Linked DNA regions of Homo sapiens: region 2 is linked to region 1. The links are chromatin loops, found by intact Hi-C in ENCODE. Cell type or tissue: GM12878. All regions are shown on one strand. Each heading gives the region's core, and the rest is flanking DNA. Links, peaks and the distances in the headings are about the cores only.

The links. A loop is a pair of places that touch in the nucleus more often than their neighbours do. Peaks named below come from ENCODE experiments on the same cell type or tissue, not always from the same donor. Only the 100,000 strongest peaks of a DNase experiment are listed, where the experiment ranks them.
Region 2: it touches region 1 in a loop (2.4-fold over the local background); 2 of 110 quality-filtered maps call a loop at or near these places.

Annotation. Positions count from the first base shown.
Region 1 is chr15:35,182,075-35,184,994 of GRCh38, reverse strand. It overlaps a transcript of DPH6 not described here. Among named protein-coding and RNA genes, the nearest start is that of NANOGP8, 98 kb to the right of the region's middle. RefSeq lists an enhancer at 1,192-2,172. In GM12878, for the core only: no CTCF peak of the experiment used is centred there; a DNase peak (open chromatin) is centred at 1,864.
Region 2 is chr15:35,083,300-35,086,219 of GRCh38, reverse strand. It overlaps NANOGP8 (Nanog homeobox retrogene P8), which reads left to right and starts at 925. Exons shown (of 1, transcript NM_001355281.2): 1 at 925-2,810. The coding sequence starts at 1,110. The coding sequence ends at 2,027. The region is part of intron 1 of LOC105370765 (a long non-coding RNA gene); the gene reads left to right. In GM12878, for the core only: no CTCF peak of the experiment used is centred there; no DNase peak of the experiment used is centred there.

The sequences.
Region 1 (2,920 bases), core at 322-2,821:
AAACCTAAAAGCAGAATTCACAGGAAGTTTTCAGTGCCATAGTTCCAATGGAAAACTTTGGGAAAATCTTTAAAACCTCTGCTAGAGGTTGCTAAGGAAGTTCAGTTGTCTTTAGAACCATTGAAATTGCGTGGTAAAATGCTGACCCTACAAAATGACCCACTGACTTGTGTATACTTAAGGACACACAACAAGTCCTAGGTGATTATTACCATGACTTCCAATGTAACATATAACCTACTGAGTTTGAAAAATTAACCCAGGCTTCTAAGGGCATGCTCTAATTAGTATAAACCCTTGGAACCTAGTTGCATCTGAAGATAAACAAAAATGTTTGCTTCAGAGGAGACATGTCAGGAAACCCAGTTTTCCTCTTTTTACAATGGAAAATGGATCAAGGAATTCAAAGCAATCAATCAACCTTAGTATATAGGCCAACTTTTTTTTTTTAGGTCAACGTCTTCACTGTATAATGATCCTTTTGACCTTGCCATTTGAATTTTCATGAAATGGGAGAGTTAACCCCTACTTGGAGGTTTAGCTCTGCTACAGGCTTTGAGGCCAATCCTATTACTTTTCAGTGGGAGGATTATGAGTTTATTTTAGAAGCTCAGAATGCTCAGAATATGCATTCCCAGTCTCCCAGTAATTGCACTTCTAAGGAGTTTCTTTTTCTTTCTTTGAAGGATTTAGAGTAGCTTTCTTGGAACACTGTTAATGTCATTCTTCTAAAAGCATCCTGTCTATCAGACTTGGCTGAATGAAACCATCGCAAAACTGAATCTACAGAAACACAGTAAACAAACATATAGCATCAGCTTTGAAAGTAATTTACAGAGTTTTAAGAATAAGCAGATAAATTTATTGATTGTTACATTTACATCTGTTGCAGTCTGATTTGTTGGAAACTCCATGAATTGGATTTTATAGTCCATGTTCATTTTTCTGAATAAATTATGTCCTAGAAATCTGTCGTGGACATACGGTCTAGCAGGTGAATTCATACTGATGATCATCTCTCTAACAGTGTTTTCTAACATCTAAGTACTACTTTTAGCCCTAGAAAAGGATTTTAATGTTTAGAAAAGAACATTTTAATAAAGCCTTGCTAATATTGACATATATAGGCATCTTAACTTGATTGAAATTCTGTCTTCCCAAAGATGGTTCTATTTTAACATTGTATATGAAGGAAGAAATCCTAGCCTAATAATTTGAAATTATGTTTTTTATAACAGAATTCATTTGCTTTTATTTTAACATCATAATAAGTGTATCACTTTGATCCTTACACAGTATCTTTTATCTGTTGTGTAACAATCATGCTACTGAATGTTAGATATTACATGACATATGAAGGAAGTTTAACTTGAGCAGTTACTGAGTTCATCCAGACTTGAAGCCTCTGTTTGTCAAGAAGTTAATATTTTTAAAGATACACTGACTTTATAATCTGTAATTATTTTCTTATCAATTACATTTTTATAGTTTTCTGATTAGCTGGCACTTGGAGCTTAGTGTTACCGTTTAGCTCTGCAGGGTCCTTTTAGACACTATTATTGTAAAGAAACATCAAAAATCAAAGTGAATTCTTAGTATTATACTTGAAGCAGTAGAGGCGCAATTGCTGAAACAGCAGCCAAGCATTGTGCTGTAGAACTAACTCACAGCTTGGTGCCCAGTCCCTGCTGAGAAGGAAATGTAGGGGAACTGGCAGAGTTTTACTACATCTGCTCCCTGCTGCTAATGAGCTTTAACCTGTTTCATTCTTACTATGCTTACTGTTTAGATACTTTGCTTGCAAAATTAATTTTTTAGCTGAGAGAACACATGAAAGAGGATATGATTTGTAAAGTAGAGCTGTTTAAAAATTAAAAGGTATCAGCAAGGGAGATTAAAGGCTATGAGTGATATGGTTACTTAATATCAATTCAAGGGCAGAAGCTCAGGTGGTAAAGCTAGAGTTCTCAGTTTCAGTTCTTTCTGTAATGTGGGCTACAGCTCCAGGAGTTGTAGTCTTTGTTTTGCATTGTGCCATCTATACCAATATGCTTTATATTTATCAAAGAAGGGAAATAGTATTTTTTGCTTTGAAGGCTTCATTGATCCTCTGAATGGTGCCAAAGTTCTAGTGATATGCAGCCTCTAAAAACAAGCATGTTTCAGCAACATTATATTATTATAGCCAAGAAATAATGAGCTTCCTATACCCAATTTCTTGTAACCTATACCTGATCACCTACACAAAAACAAAACTGAAAGAGCAGATGAGATTATTTATTATCTGAGATTATTCACAATGAAATAATATCATTTGTATAGCCATAGAAGTTTGCTCTTTAACAATTGTCATACATTCCTTTGTTCCTCACTTCAACTTTCTAAAATAATCAGATAAGTATTGTTCATTTTGTAATGAAAATTTGCAAAGGCATGTTATATATCATAGCTGGATGAAAATTTTGTCGGTGGGTAAGTATGAAAAGTGTACATGCTATCGATGGGGAGTAGGAACATCACCTTTAGATTTGCAGAATAATCCTCACCATTATCATCATCACCCTTGTCAATAATAATTAAGCTCACAAACCTATCCCAGTTCTTCAATAGAAACTAAACGTATTAAATTTTCAGCCAGAATTGCACATTACTTTTGGTAATAATATAGTCTGAAACACTCTGCAAAGAAAGCAGTTTACTCTAGTATAGCATTTCTCAGGGTTTTTGGCCTTAAAAGTAAAAAAAAAAAAAAAAAAAAAAAAAAAAAAAAAAAATTCTTAGAGTTGTCCAGTTTTGATCAGCATTATTTTCTTATGTTATTATACTTATACATGTAAAACTGTAAAATTAGCCATGAATTCCTTTATCTATAGGTTTTATACAACTATACAACCAAAACAAATGTAAAGACTAAATAAAA
Region 2 (2,920 bases), core at 260-2,759, 99 kb after region 1:
GAATCCTTGATATTAAAAAGTTGCCATGATTAAAAAGTCTTTCAGAATTTCTTGGTTAGTAAGATTTGGAAGCTTATAGCTTCTAGAGTTTGTTTTTAGAACAAGAGGTATGTTTGTGTGAAAGTGAGATGGGAACTCATGAAATGAATGCAAAATTGTGTGCACATATGCATATGGTTGTGTTCTGGAGAAAGCCTTGGTAGCTTTTAATCAATTCTCAAGAGGGTTCATGACACAAAGAATTCCCAATTTGCCTGTCTCGCTTTCCTTCCCACACCCACCCTCCCTTATCAGTAGTAACTAGCTTGCTCTCTCTTGCCAGCTGCCTATTTATCCCTTCCCAGATGAATTGTCCTTCTTGTTTTCTGACCAAGCAAAGCTGAGCAAGGAGAACTCAGGAGCTGGTGCCCAGGTGGGGGCGTCAGGTAGATGGCAAGACTGCTGGGAGCGCCGCAGTGAGTGCCCTCTGGGTGAGCTGTTAGGAAGGCAGACAGCTTCCCCTGCCCAACACTGACCAGGAAACGTGGGCAGTCCAAGATGCCACTCTGCAGTCAAACTTCTATTACATTGAGGATAAGTTGAAAGAGAGTGTCAAGGGGAAAATGGAATTGGGTAGTGGCTTTCCACCGTTACCTGTTTTTGTCCAGTTATATTTTCTTTTTTTTTTTTTTTTAGTATTTATTGATCATTCTTGGGTGTTTCTCAGAGAGGGGGATGTGGCAGGGTCATAGAATAATAGTGGAGAGAAGGTCAGTAGATAAACACGTGAACAAAGGTCTCTGGCTTTCCTAGGCAGAGGTCCCTGCGGCCTTCAGCAGTGTTTGTGTCCCTGGGTACTTGAGATTAGGGAGTGGTGATGACTCTTAACCAGCATGCTGCCTTCAAGCATCTGTTTAACAAAGCACATCTTGCCAGGATTTTAACGTTCTGCTGGACTGAGCTGGTTGCCTCATGTTATTATGCAGGCAACTCACTTTATCCCAATTTCTTGATACTTTTCCTTCTGGAGGTCCTATTTCTCTAACATCTTCCAGAAAAGTCTTAAAGCTGCCTTAACCTTTTTTCCAGTCCACCTCTTAAATTTTTTCCTCCTCTTCCTCTATACTAACATGAGTGTGGATCCAGCTTGTCCCCAAAGCTTGCCTTGCTTTGAAGAATCCGACTGTAAAGAATCTTCACCTATGCCTGTGATTTGTGGGCCTGAAGAAAACTATCCATCCTTGCAAATGTCTTCTGCTGAGATGCCTCACACAGAGACTGTCTCTCCTCTTCCTTCCTCCATGGATCTGCTTATTCAGGACAGCCCTGATTCTTCCACCAGTCCCAAAGGCAAACAACCCACTTCTGCAGAGAATAGTGTCGCAAAAAAGGAAGACAAGGTCCCGGTCAAGAAACAGAAGACCAGAACTGTGTTCTCTTCCACCCAGCTGTGTGTACTCAATGATAGATTTCAGAGACAGAAATACCTCAGCCTCCAGCAGATGCAAGAACTCTCCAACATCCTGAACCTCAGCTACAAACAGGTGAAGACCTGGTTCCAGAACCAGAGAATGAAATCTAAGAGGTGGCAGAAAAACAACTGGCCGAAGAATAGCAATGGTGTGACGCAGAAGGCCTCAGCACCTACCTACCCCAGCCTCTACTCTTCCTACCACCAGGGATGCCTGGTGAACCCGACTGGGAACCTTCCAATGTGGAGCAACCAGACCTGGAACAATTCAACCTGGAGCAACCAGACCCAGAACATCCAGTCCTGGAGCAACCACTCCTGGAACACTCAGACCTGGTGCACCCAATCCTGGAACAATCAGGCCTGGAACAGTCCCTTCTATAACTGTGGAGAGGAATCTCTGCAGTCCTGCATGCACTTCCAGCCAAATTCTCCTGCCAGTGACTTGGAGGCTGCCTTGGAAGCTGCTGGGGAAGGCCTTAATGTAATACAGCAGACCACTAGGTATTTTAGTACTCCACAAACCATGGATTTATTCCTAAACTACTCCATGAACATGCAACCTGAAGACGTGTGAAGATGAGTGAAACTGATATTACTCAATTTCAGTCTGGACACTGGCTGAATCCTTCCTCTCCCCTCCTCCCATCCTTCATAGGATTTTTCTTGTTTGGAAACCACGTGTTCTGGTTTCCATGATGCCCATCCAGTCAATCTCATGGAGGGTGGAGTATGGTTGGAGCCTAATCAGCGAGGTTTCTTTTTTTTTTTTTTTTTCCTATTGGATCTTCCTGGAGAAAATACTTTTTTTTTTTTTTTTTTTTGAGACGGAGTCTTGCTCTGTCGCCCAGGCTGGAGTGCAGTGGCGCGGTCTTGGCTCACTGCAAGCTCCGTCTGCCGGGTTCACGCCATTCTCCTGCCTCAGCCTCCCGAGCAGCTGGGACTACAGGCGCCCGCCACCTCGCCCGGCTAATATTTTGTATTTTTAGTAGAGACGGGGTTTCACTGTGTTAGCCAGGATGGTCTCGATCTCCTGACCTTGTGATCCGCCCGCCTCGGCCTCCCTAACAGCTGGGATTTACAGGCGTGAGCCACCGCGCCCTGCCTAGAAAAGACATTTTAATAACCTTGGCTGCCGTCTCTGGCTATAGATAAGTAGATCTAATACGAGTTTGGATATCTTTAGGGTTTAGAATCTAACCTCAAGAATAAGAAATACAAGTACAAATTGGTGATGAAGATGTATTCGTATTGTTTGGGATTGGGAGGCTTTGCTTATTTTTTAAAAACTATTGAGGTAAAGGGTTAAGCTGTAACATACTTAATTGATTTCTTACCGTTTTTGGCTCTGTTTTGCTATATCCCCTAATTTGTTGGTTGTGCTAATCTTTGTAGAAAGAGGTCTCGTATTTGCTGCATCGTAATGACATGAGTACTACTTTAGTTGGTTTAAGTTCAAATGAATGAAAC